Linked DNA regions of Mus musculus: region 2 is linked to region 1. The links are chromatin contacts, found by POLR2A ChIA-PET in ENCODE. All regions are on one chromosome and are shown on one strand. The core of a region is the stretch at or near the end of the contact, and the rest is flanking DNA. Distances in the headings are between cores, read along the strand shown. Region 1 holds the start of S100z (S100 calcium binding protein, zeta). Region 2 has its middle 9.8 kb from the start of F2rl1.

The links. ChIA-PET counts read pairs that join two places held with the same protein, here RNA polymerase II (POLR2A).
Region 2: POLR2A ChIA-PET joins it to region 1 with 12 read pairs in embryonic stem cell. The contact joins the enhancer-like site here to the promoter of S100z in region 1. POLR2A ChIA-PET finds 5 or more read pairs at or near these places in 2 of 5 experiments (Patski and embryonic stem cell).

Annotation. Positions count from the first base shown.
Region 1 is chr13:95,475,659-95,482,305 of GRCm38, reverse strand. It overlaps S100z (S100 calcium binding protein, zeta), which reads left to right and starts at 3,651. Exons shown (of 2, transcript NM_001081159.1): 1 at 3,651-3,791; 2 at 4,847-5,005. The coding sequence starts at 3,651. The coding sequence ends at 5,005. It overlaps Gm52025 (a long non-coding RNA gene), which reads right to left. Exons shown (of 3, transcript XR_003950528.1): 2 at 6,365-6,647; 3 at 3,436-3,814.
Region 2 is chr13:95,531,764-95,538,410 of GRCm38, reverse strand. No RefSeq gene overlaps it. Among named protein-coding and RNA genes, the nearest start is that of F2rl1, 9.8 kb to the right of the region's middle. Within about 2 kb of position 3,175, at least 1 of the 3 ENCODE cell types and tissues checked has a DNase peak (open chromatin) inside an H3K27ac peak, as active enhancers do.

The sequences.
Region 1 (6,647 bases), core at 2,402-4,901:
ATGTTTTCTGGAGATCTCAGACCGGGGCTGGGTTTTTTTTTCCTTTTTTTTTTAATTAGGTATTTTCTTCATTTACATTTCCAATGCTATCCCAAAAATCCCCCCACACCCTCCCCCCCACTCCCCTACCCACCCACTCCCACTTTTTGGCCCTGGCATTCCCCTGTACTGAGGCATATAAAGTTTGCAAGACCAATGGGCCTCTCTTTCCAATGATGGCCGACTAGGCCATCTTCTGATACATGTGCAGCTAGAGACACGAGCTCCGGGGGTTACTGGTTAGTTCATATTGTTGTTCCACCTATAGGGTTGCAGTTCCCTTTAGCTCCTTGGGTGCTTTCTCTAGCTCCTACATTGGGGGCCCTGTGATCCATCCAATAGCTGACTGTGAGCATCCACTTCTGTGTTTGCTAGGCCCCGGCATAGCCTCACAAGAGACAGCTACATCTGGGTCCTTTCAGCAAAATCTTGCTAGTGTATGCAATGGTGTCAGTGTTTGGAGGATGATTATGGGATGGAGACAAAGTGTGAAGCTGAGACGAAAGGATGGACCATCTAGAGACTACCATACCCGGGGCTGGTTTATAAAGCCCCTGCTAACAGTCAGTGTTATATGGGCTCAAATCCAAGAGCATTCTTGAGAGGGCGCTCAGATGCAGTTCCAGAACTTGACACTAAGGGGCAGCACACACCAAAGGAAACCTTTATGTCTCACTGGCCTCAGAAACAGGAACCTGCCTGGCTTTGCAAGTCCAGCATGGGGAGGTCAAGCTCTTAGTTCTTAAACCCAACCGAAGCATTTCACCCTTTGCTACCTTTTCTGTTGCAAGTCTTACCTGTCACTTGAGTTTTCCAAATAAAGAGCCCTGTGGTTGAATACGATTTGAACACAGTGTTGTTGAGAGTCACGCACACCACACTGTTTACCCACTTTTGTGCACCTGTAGCTTCGGTGCACTTTCAATGCAAACTCAAACTGTATTTCATCGAAATAACCCCCTCTCCCTTTGGTAAGCAAAGTTTTAATGCAGAATAAAGGCGATTAATTATTTGGACAAGTAACCTAGACAAAGTCCAGTTTCTTGGGAGACCACAGACCCCTTCCCTAGTTCATTGTCTATGTATCATGGCTAGTGGGTTCTCTCTCCCTCTCTCTCCTCTCTCTCCTTTCTCTCTCTCCCCTTTCTCTTTTCTCTCCCCTCCCTTCTCTTCCTCTCTCAACTTTCCCTCTCTCTCTCTTTCCCTCTCCCCTCTTCCTTTCCCTGCTCCAATCTTCTCCCTCTCCTTTTCAACTCCCCCTTTTAAAATAAGCATTTTATAGCCCAGGCTTGTCTTAAATTCACCATGTGGCTCAGGATGACCTTAGATTGACCATCCTCCTGCCTCAGCTCCCAAGAGTGGGGGATTGCAGTTATCAATCACACAGGTGGCTCCCAGCATGTCTGTCTGAGCACTTCCATGTGCCTAATTTCATGCTAAGTATTGTAAAATACAAAGATGGACCAGGCATATCGGAGCTTAGGATCCAGGTACTCATTCCAAGTGTGGAGAACGTGTGACAGCAATTACAGGAATGTTCCCAAAGCACTGTGCTAAAAGAGAGGAGGAGGTGCCCTGGGAGGAGTGGGGAGTTGGAGAAAGTGCAGGCAAGTAGCTGGAAGAGGTGGCATTTGCCTTCAGTCGTCAGTGAGTAGGTGGGGTACTGTCAAGGCAGGAGAGACCAGCATTTCTCTGGGTTGTAGGCAGGGACAGAGCTGAGATGAGAGGGTGATGATCCCCTTGTAATTAACTGTGACAGCAGAACGGGGACCTGACTGCAGGAGCACGGACAGTCTGCACTGAGTACCTCCAGGTCTGAAGGTGGCGAGGACTGGCAAGGAGTGGGCATTTAAACAGTGACAGGAGCTGGCGTGAAACGTGGCAGTGGGTGACCAAGATGGTCCAAGAGGAGCAAGAGGTGGGACGAGGAAAGGTGTTTTAGTCTGATGCTAATCAAGTTTGAAAAGCTTCTGGGACTCTTCAGCAAAAAGGGGTCCGGGTGGAAGTTGGACAGATCATCCTGTTGCTTAGCAGACATCTGGGCTAAAGATTTCGGGATTATAGAAGTGTCCAAGAATACCCCGGGAACAACATTTCAGAGCGGGAGTGTAAGAGAGCTTTCAAAATGGAGGGAAAGTGGCCACAAAGCCTTGGGGACAGTCTTAGCAGGAACCTAAAGAAGACACCAGTGCTCTTCGAATTTAACACAGCCCAGGAAACATAACAGTACGATTGGCTTCCAGACGAGATTCTCCCCACGCCACACCTGGGGAGCCAACTCAAGCCCTCTGTCCCCCTCCTTAGCTTGACTTATGTGAGAATCCTCCTACACAGTCCTATGTATGAAGCCTTTCTGTCCTCCACAGACACCAGGTAATGTATCCCTACACGTGATAAGGCTAAGATCGGTGTTAATCATATAAACCAGGAAGACTTACGCTCAACCACCTTCTTCTGCTTTGTCACCCGTTATGTGGCCCAGGTACTAGTCGAGTCCTTAGTGATTCATTAGGAAGACACAAGATTGAGAGCGTGAACACGCGTGTACACACACACATGCACACATGTTCTCTCTTTCTCTCTCTCTTTCTCCCTCTCTCATTTTGCTCTTCTTTTATGAATTTCAATATCAGGTCTCCCTTTAACACAAGCCAGTCTGGGACTCACTATATCCCAGTCTGGCCTCAAACTCATGGTCTTCCTACTTCAGATTTTGAGGAGCTGGGGTAACAGACAGGAGCCCCCACTCTCAGCTACATGGATTCTTCATGCAGGGCATGTGCCCAAGCAGCTTCTAGTGTTTCCATTTCTGACAGTGAGAACTCCATTGGGTCTGCGGAACTCGTCTGTAGAGCCTGCTCCCTTGACCTTGCAAGAGCATTGCTGAGGAGTGTCTAGGTTTGCAACAGTGTTTCTTCTTTGCTCCTTTATTTTTAGACTCCATTCTGGTCATCAACTTCCTAGCAACAAGCTGTACCCATATTCCCACAGGAGCAGAGCAGAGGGCTTTCCCTTCCCACTCTGCTCTTCTCCTCTCTAACACCCACTCCCCTTCCTCCATGGCCCTCGGGGCAGCAGCGCACACCTGTTCATTCTGCTGATTAAAAACAGACTCGGAGGCATCCCCAGTTGAGTCTCTCTGGTCTCTGATAATTGTCACTTGTTGGGAACAGGTGTGCCAGGTGGAAACCCGGGGATCGGCAACCGTGGACATCTGTAGACAGCCACATCTTGCTGAACAGGTAGGAAGTAAAGAATTTCCCTTTTCTTTTGCTCTATTTATTTATTTATTTATTTATTTATTTATTTTTCGGTTCTGTGTTCTAACACAACTCTGGGCCTGTTTGGTTGCAAAACTGTGAACCGCTGGAGGTCCACAGGTCGCAGGAATGGGAATTGGGGTGGAGTAAGAACACCTGCGATGGTCTCGTAGCTTGCGCTAGAATAAGCAGAACACCGTCTTTAATGGAGCGTTATTAGAGTTTAAGAACTGTCGCCGGTGTATTCTGTTTTCACGGAAGAGCTGACGGGTCCCCATCTGCTTTCTTTGAGCGAGTGCCTTCCCCCTGGTTTGGCGTCCTGCTCCGGGAGTGATCCACTCCACCGTCAGCATGCCCACCCAGCTGGAGATGGCTATGGACACCATGATTCGCATCTTCCACCGGTACTCTTGCAAGGAGGGCGACAGGTTCAAGCTCAACAAGGGGGAACTGAAGATGCTGTTACAGCGAGAACTCACAGAGTTCCTCACAGTGAGTCCGTCTTTCTGCCTCATCTGCTGGTACATAGAGAGGGGACGGCTTTGGGGACAGGTGTTCTGAACATTCTGTCCGTCATTTGCCTCAAGACCCTAAGTGCTGGGGAAGTAGCCCCTGGAGATCTTGATTTCTGCATACACTGGCAGGAGCCACTTTCCTTTCCACTGTCTAAAGCTCCAGGTATAGCTAGCCATTATTAATTATAATGATAGCCCTGGGTATGACCAGCCACATCTTTTATTGTTGCACCAGAATATTGAATGTTGGATAAAAACAAAACAAAACAAAACAAAAAATCCTCAATGTAATTGTCAACACTTGGAGAACCTAACCATAGTGGTAAGGAAAATGGCTCCTGGATAGTTCTTTTTCTGTGTTTCAGACACTGTTCTAAGTGCAGTTATGAGATAAAATAGTTTATACCCCATATAATACTTGGGTCACACTTAGTGAAAAAATGCATGTTGTTTAATCTGAAATTCAGATTTATTCAGGTGTCCAGTACTTGTACTGGCCTTATCCAGCCAACTTAGTACTAAGCAACTTCAAATGAGTTAGAGCATCTCCATGCCATGTTGGCAAAGACTATTCTTTCTACGGGATAAATTAGGGAATTCTGAAATGTTACATGATTGCTCCAAAGTCTACTGATGGTAGATGGTAGGGCCACTCGTTGTCCCCTTTGACTTTGAAGCTTCTGTTTATATGTCACCCAACAATCCTGAGGTGTCCTGGTCCTCTGCCTGTGTCACTGCGCTGTCTCCCAGTGTCCTGGTGTTTTTCCTGTGGTCTCCAGTAAATGCATTTCCAGCATCCATAATTCACTTGAATGTGTTTCCTTTGCTTTTCTGGCCCTGTGGGGATTGAGCTGGTTTCTGTGGTCCTAAGGCAGGGGTTTAGACCCTAGGCTGGCTCAGATTGTCTTGTAAATAGATGTTGGGGATTGTCTGTAGGAGAATGAAAACTTGCATGCAAACAGAAGGAAGATGTGACTTCAGTTGTCATGACCCTCCAGGCTCCCAAGTTAGAAACTTTCTTTTTCTTTTTAGTGCCAAAAGGATCCCCAGTTGGTGGATAAGATAATGCAGGACCTGGACGCCAATAAAGACAACGAAGTGGATTTTAATGAGTTTGTGGTCATGGTGGCAGCTCTGACGGTTGCGTGTAACGATTACTTTGTAGAGCAAATGAAGAAGAAAGGCAAATAAAGATAGCTAGTACGCTAGCAGATGGCAGAAACAGATCCAAAGTCTGTACCTTCTGTGGGTCTATGTCCTTACCATTTACAGACAGTGATGTGACTTACATATGTTATAGATGTACACTTATTAGCAATAAGTTATGTTAACCTTGATATACTGACGTCACACAATTATTTATTCCAGGTCTTAGGCCCTCTTTAAAACTTTCTCACATTGTTATGACTTATTTGTCAAATAGAGAGCACCCACAAATTCAGCCACTTATTAAAAGGAAGTGTCACGGGGCAGATTGCTCTTGGCCTGATACACAGTCTGCCTTTCTCCACACAGCAGAACTCTGTTTATGCAGGCTGTATGGGACCAGCTAAACTAATTTATTTCCTAATACGTTGTACAGCTTGGGAAGCTAACCTTACCAGGCAACCTGGACTAAGGAAGCAGAAGCCTGCTAGGACTCTCTGGGAATGGTTTGCTGGCTCTGTTAGAGGCTTTATGCCTTCCGCCTTCCACCTGTTACTTCTTTCATTTTCTTTTTCTTATTTTGTTTCTTCTTCTTCTTCTTCTTCTTCTTCTTCTTCTTCTTCTTCTTCTTCTTCTTCTTCTTCTTCTTCTTCTTCTTCTTCTTCTTCCTCCTCCTCCTCCTCCTCCTCCCCCTCCTCCTCCTCTTCCTCCTCCTCCTCCTTCTTCTTCTTCTTTTGTTTTCCAAGACAGGGTTTCTCTGTGTAGTCCTGGCTGTCCTGAAACTCACTCTGTAGACCAGGCTGGCCTCAAACTCAGAAATCTGCCTGTCTCTGCCTCCCAAATGGGGTTAAAGGCGTGCGCCATCCCTGCCCAGCTCATTTTCTTTCCATTGGAATGTCCACATGAGGCTTGAAGTGGAGTTCCCATCTGGCCCTGAAGGGCAGTGGAGAACAATGTCTGAGGAAGGGGCTGTCTGTGTTGGATGCAGCTCTCACCTCACAGGGAGACAGGAGAAGAGTCAGGAGGGTGTGGTGCCTTGGGAGCTAGTGAAGGAAGCCTTTAAAGAAAAAAAGGGTGAGATCTCAGAGAAGAGGAGCAAGAAGAGAAGGCAGGATGGGTGGTTTGACCAGCAAGGCAGAGTTCATCATGAGGTCAGTGCTGTTGAGAGAAGGCTGACTTGGATTAGGAAATGGTCTCAGTCTCTGGCCCACAAGTAGGTTTTCAATATGTATTTCTATGACAAAGCTCATATGGAACTTGCCAGCCAGTGATGTTCTAGATCGAAGATCTGCCATGTTTTGGTTTTGTTTCCTTCAAATCAGTTTTAAGTGAGAGTTTGGGGGAGATTTTAGCAGGAGGGCAAAGGACTCCAGAGAAGAAATCTGTGCTCTGCAGTTCACTTACCTCTGTCTTTCAAAGGGATACAAGGAGGTGAACAGAGTTGAGCATGCATGTGGCGTGTGTGGGTTCTTTTCTTTTTCTTTTTTCCTTTTTAAAAGATTGAAGGAGAACACTTTATACACTGGAGGTTGTTTTGCTGTGTCCACGGAGGCATGAGGATTCCATTTCAATTTGATCTGAACTTTACATGTTCTGAAGTAGCTCACTGAATCGTGAAAAGTAAACCCGGAGTTGGCTCGCTGTTCTATTCTTGGAAGGATGTTCTTCAAGCAGTGGTGGAAATGGG
Region 2 (6,647 bases), core at 1,926-4,425, 57 kb before region 1:
ATCAATCAGGCGAGGGCTCCACATCCTATTTGGTTTAAAAATAAAAACAAAACAAACGAACAAACAAGTAAAACTCCCAGAAGTCCGAATGCCTGTGGGCAGGCCTGTGTCATGGCATAGCACACGTTGGAGGATGGTTTTGTGCACTGCCTATTCAGAAGCTGATTTCTGTGCCCAGAGATCTGGGTGCAGTCCAGAATTGGCATTGGCAAGCATCTCCTGTCTCAGTAAAAATTGTTCTCCTTTACCTCTGGTTGGTTAATAAAGAGCTGACCAGCCAATAGCTGGGCAGAAGAGTTAAGGCAGGACTTTACTCTCAGTGAGGGATCCCACGAGGAGAGAGGATGGAGGAAAGTTGCCAAGGGGACACAGGTGGAGCAGGAGCAGCTATGGGGAGACTAAGATGGCGGGTAAGGGGGTTCACAGCTGGGAAGGAGCCAGCATAGTCGGGTTACAATAGATGAGCATCTGCCCAGATACAGTGCTTGAAGCTTATTAATAAATATAAAGGTCTCTGTGTCATTATTCAGGAACAAGGGAGGCATAGAAAAGCCCCAAATAGTACTTCTACAGCTCCTTTGATCCGTGTGCAGTCTGGCTTCACCTTCTTCTCCTCAGGGGATAGAGATGGGCCCCTTTCTCTGTTGCTACAGGGTCAACTTGGGAGGTTACTTCTGTTTATTCCTCAAAATATAAAAAATATTTGAGGGTTGGAGATGTATCTGGTTGGTAGAGGGCTTCCTGACACATAAGAAGCCCCAAGATCAGTCCCCAGGCCTGTGTAAACCAGATATGCTGGGGCGCACTGAAATCCCAGCACCCAGTATGTAGAGGCAGAAAGACTACAAGTCCAAGGCCAACCTCAGTTGCAGAGCAAGTCAGAGGCCAACCTGGGCTAAATGAGACCCTGTCTCAAAAGCAAAATAAAAGTAGTACTGTTAGCATTCAGATCACTAACAAGAACTGGTCCACAATTAGGGATAGATGCAGACAGAGCCCTTTTTTCTGGGGTACAGATTCACAAACATCCATTAATAAAGTAACACTAGTTCTTAAATTTTGGTTTGGTTTCAGACACAAGGACAAGGGAGTGAGGTGTATATTGTACATGTCAAAGCAGACCTGGCCTCCAGGTTTTCCCAGCATCCCCCAGTCCCTACCTGGTATATCCTGCCCTAACCCTGAACTCTCCAGCCCAGAGGCTGGGCTGTCCTTTCCCCAAGACTCTTCCTATATAATCCAGACAATCTGTGCTCTCTCTCTCTCTCCTTCCCCCTCCCTCTCCCTCCCCCTCTCCTCATCTCTCTCTGCTAGGGTGCCTTTTCTCTCTCTTCTCTCTTTCTCCCCCCCCCGCCCCCTCTTTGGCCTTGGTCTTTGGGTTCAGTGAACTCTGAACTCAGCAAACAGCTTCCCAATCAACCTGCATTTAATATATCCTAATCTGGTTTGAACTGGCTCATTACACTGGCAGAGAAATAACCTATCAATTCCCACTTGGATGAAATTTTGTGCCAAACTCTATCCTAGGCACTCTACAAGTATTAGTTCTTGCCATCTGAGCAATAATCTCAGAACTAAGTCCATTGAGAGACTAGGAGTTAGGGTCCTTTGTAGGCAGACAGGCAGGGTGTCGGTATCAGGATCTCCAAAACCCGCAGCATCACATAGGTGGGACCCAAAGACCTATTGCCAAGGCAACAGCCACCATATTCCCAGAATCCACTTGGCTCACCTCCCACCTTTACCTGTGTTAGGTCATCACCCATGTATAAAGAAAGCCCCCCCCCAATCTCTCTCTCTCTCTCTCTTCCCCTCTTCTCTTTCCGCTGCCATCTTGCCTCTTTCTCTCCCAATAAACCTCTTACTCGTGGAACTGCTTTGGCCTGGTGTCCTATGTTTAGACTTGAGCCACTATTCTAACATATCACAGGGAGAGGTGCCTCCATGGGGTAGGTAATAAAGGTTTTGAACTTCCAAGATGGCTGTCTTCTTCCTCACCCTCTGAGCTGAGACAAAAGCCTGGTAGCTTAAAACAAAGGCCTTGTAGGCTTTTGTCTCCCACCATCAGGCTAACCAAATTCAAGGCCAGATCCCAACAAGCTACCAACCGTTGTGGGCCCATCAACCATCCAATCTGTCTTCAAGCTAACCAGATCTGAGTTAGGGGAGGAAAGCTCTTCAGAGTGCTTCCCCCTCCCCCCTCCCCAGGCCTTGAGAAGAAACTGGATATATGGGCTTTCGAAGTCCCCACTCTCCTTCTCTGTGTGCCCGCTGGTGGGCTGCGTTTCCTTGCGGGAATAAGCACCCTTCTTTAGCTGCTGATTTTTTCTGAGGTGTTTAAGATCTCTCGGGCGCTTATGTTTTTTTGTTTTGTTTTGTTCTGTTTTCCCCTGCCTTTTAGATCCTTAATTGGCAGAGAAAACAAACCCTATCAAGACCCTTAGGCTCTGTCGCCTAGGTGACAATCTTTATCTGACTGAAGAAGGAGGAATCTGGGAGGTGCAGATAAGCTAATTGTCCCAAGGACAGAGAACTCAAAAGCCTGGAAGTATCAGTTAAGTGCAAACCATTTTCCTCAATAACTCCTGTTGCTAACTAGTATAGCTCCCCTTTCTTTGTTATTCTGCCGGCATCTCAGCAGCCCTAAAATAAAACTGGTTTTGGGAGACCCGTGACTCATCGAGGGAGGAGGGACTTTAGCACCTGCCCAGCCAGCAGCAGCTTTAAAGATTATTTGGAGAGCCCGCGGGGCATTGAGTAAGCACTTCAATCCTGTAGAGTCCTGACCTCATCCCAAGCTCCCCACGTCGGCTTCCCAGGCTCCTCTTGACTTCACTCACTGTTCTGGCTTCCAGTGCTGACCCTTTGGAGGGTGTATGCTAATTTTCTTAGGCTCTGAAGCTGTGTGCGCCCACCCCTCCCCCAGCTGAACTCAAACTGGCAGGAGATCGCTCCCAGGAAAGATGCAAGAAATAAGTTGAGGTGAAGGAGAGAGGGTGAGAGAGTTTGGAAATGATGCCCCGTGGATGGAATTCTGCTCTTGCCTCTCTGGCACACTCTGGCCTTTTCCATAGGCTTCTCTAAGCGCCCTGAGCTACTCAGGACACCTTCACTATAAGAGCAGATGCCGCCAGCTGCTTTCCACTTGGCTCAACCCATTTATAGTTCAGACCTTGGCTTCCACCGCAAAGCAGGAGGTATCCTGGGAGAACAAAGAGGCTTCTTAAATGATCTTCAAAACTACCTGTCCTAGGGTTAAGACACTAACATTCTTCACACCTGGGGGAGGGGGAGAGTCATGTGCACCTCCCTAAGGCTCTGTTCACTTAGGAGACACCGGGCTGGAACTTAAGTAACTGGACGTTAGTGCTGAGAGTCCCAGATACTTTGCAGCTCTCAGAAGAGCTGGGTAAGACAGGTAGATAGGATCCTAGCCAGTGCATGGCTATTTTTCCAGAACTCAAACCTGAACACAGAACATAGCTATTTACTCTTAGGGGGCTCATACGGGGAAAATAACTGTAATTGTCCACCCAGTGGAAATAAAAATCAATAGCTTTTCTAAATGTGAAAAAAAAAAGGAAGAAAGAAAACAAAGCATGCTATCTTCTGTTAACACAAACATGTTGTGTTGCACACAGGAAATGCGTATTAAGATGTGGCATCTATTTTTAAAACCAGTTCTGAATCCTGGCATTTCTATCAAGAAGCCAATGCACTCTTCATTTTGTAAGAGGTAAGGAGTTAAGGTGACACTTTGTTGCCTTTGCTTATTGTAGTCATTTTTTTTAATTCCAAAATTGTTACATTTTCTGAGTTGGACAAGCCCTCCGGCCCTTTGGGCTTTATAAATATGACAGCTTTTGGAATCAGCCAGAGAGGAAAGGTCCAGGATTGCTAGCGGATCTAAACTCTAAAAAACCAGGCTAGCAGCAAAGCACTTTCACTTCCTGCCTTCCGCAGCCTCTCCCTTTTCCCTTGAATGCACAGCAGGGCTCACTACAAACTCTTCCTTCAAATGTTAATGATCAGTGCACAAAAGCAAAACAGGATCAAACTGGTTTGTGGTACTTGGCAGCAGCTGGGAATTGACCCCTCCCCACTTCTTCCGGGAGTTTCCCAGACTCCCCTTCCTCTGTCTTCCTCCGCCGTCTTCCAGGAGTGCCTCCCCTTCCCCCCCACACCCCCCCAGGTCTCCCTGCAGTCACTCTGCAACCTGGTGCCTTGACTTTCACACAAATCCAGACACTCCTGGGGATATTGCCAGGTCTCTGTAGTCACTGCGGGGATTCCAGTTAAAACCCAGTTGATCCCACCTCTTAGTCCCAGTGGGAATACCTGTGGGTCCTCAGAATTCTCACAACAGATGGGTGGTATAGAGGTGTCAAACTAGTGACAAAATTAGCCTTCATAACCATAAAACTAGTAAGTGATAGAAGAAAGATTTAACCCAGAACTGTGGAACCTTGTGTCCAGGTCCTGACTCCTTTCCACATGGTCCCTTCTGGAGTGTGGAGAAAGGCAGCATTTCTGATTCCAAGAGGCAGGGGAGGTGGGTCGGAAAGAGCCTATCTCAGATCTCACCCTGAGGGCTAGTGTGTGCGTGTGCGTGTGCGTGTGCGTGTGTGTGTGTGTGGCGTGTGTGTATGATGTTGAAGAGGTCAGCTCAGCCGTTAGAAAATTTCACCGGACCACTCACCCCCCCTACCCCCTTCCTGGAAGAGGCAGGTCAGAGAGCAGCACAAAGGCAAGAAGGGAGAGGCTAAGTAAGCCCCTATTTACCTCATTCCCTAAAGACCAGTCTAAAGGACGCACTATTCCACCAATCCTCCCTCTCTCTCTCTCTCTCTCTCTCTCTCTCTCTCTCTCTCTCTCTCTCTCTCTCTCTCTCTCTCTCTCTCTCTCTCTCTCTCTCTCTCTCTCTCTCTCCTCTCTCCTCTCTTTTTGGTTTTTCGAGACAAGGTTTCTCTGTATAACCCTGGCTGTCCTGGAACTCACTTTGTAGACCAGGCTGGCCTCAAACTCAGAAATCCGCCTGCTTCTGCCTCCCAAGTGCTACATGCACCACCACGCCCGGCTTCCTCCTCTCTCTCTTGTTCTATTGTTCTCTTCCCTGCTTGTTCCCTGTCCCCTCACGCTTCCCCTCTCCCCTGCCCCCCCCCCCACCCTGTGTGCTCATGGCCAGCCTGTACTTTTCTCCTCTCTCTGCCTTTCTCTGCTTCTATTACCCTCTTAACACCCCTCCCCATGCCCTGAATAAACTCTATTCTATACTATACCTTCCTGTGGCTGGTCCCTCAGGGGGAAGGGATGCCTTGGCCCACTGAGACATCCTCTTCCTCCATACCTCACCGCCCCTCCATAGAACATATTCCCTATCTCTTCATCTTTTTATAAACATACCAAGCACAGCATCAACTGAGCTACATCCCTAGCGCCCCCCCCCTTTTTAATTTAAAACAGGATTACATGATGGAGGTCTGGCTGGCCTGGAACTTACAGTGATCCTGCCTCTGCCTCCCAGATACAGAGGTTACAGGCATGTCCTACCATGTCTAGGTCCTTAAGGTTAGCTTTAGTATGACCTTTTGCTATGGCTAGTAAAAGCAATAATGCCAGCGTCTTGCATTTTGGTAGTGTTCTCTCGTGGTTTCCAAAGAAGTTTTGAGCCATTATCGCTACTCCTGAACATGTTAGAAAGCATGGTGTTAGTGTCACCACATCAGTGAAAGAGCAAGACAGAGACAAGGGATGACCCAGGGTGGGAGAGGGGTTGTTGAGTCAACAGTATTCAGGATCTGTTCCCTGGGGTGTGGCTGATAAGCTGTAGGACTGAAGGATGGCTGTCTCCACTCTAGCTCCATACCATGCACCATAGGGAGTTAACTACACATCCATATGTCACTACTGCAAACACTACCACATTGTGATCTTAGTTTATCTCTTTAGAAAAAGATTTCCAGCCAGTGGGCTTCATGCCTGTAATGACAGCACTCCAAAGGATTCAGGACAATCACTCAGCTGTGTGTCAAGCTCTAGGTCACTCTGGCTAAGAAACAAAACAAATACTGTTGACCGTATGAGAGAAACACCACTCCTAACCACTGTTTATAGTCTTATAGGTGAATCCACTGTTTCTTAAGGACCACACACACAAGAGAAGGCAACATTTCTCCTATCTATGAGAATTTGAGAAAGGGGTAGTCAAGAACCATTGTAGAAGCGGTTGTATCTCTGGTTACTGCCAGGGCTGTAAACAGGGAAATTGCATGCTAAGTAAATATTCTGATATATATATTTAAAAAAAACCCTTTTCCTCTCCACTTACGCTAAGAGGCTGTTATGAATAATTTTATAAGAAACAACAGGGTTTTTCTGAAATGAAGTGGGTGGTGTCTCCCCTGAGTTATGCCATGTGAACCTGACTTAGCACTTCTAGCTCCTAGTACAGGAGCAAAGTCCATCCTTGGTCTCACCCTGCCTTCTCTCAGTGAGCCAGGCTCGGCCCTCACTGCCTGCTGAATGCTCACAGAAGGGTGTGCAGAAAAGGGGCGGGCTGTAATAGGAGGTTGAACAGTCAGAGAACCTAGCAGTGGGCCTCAACAGTTCCAGTCTGACACTGGAGGTCGGGAGGGAAGGTCACTGGC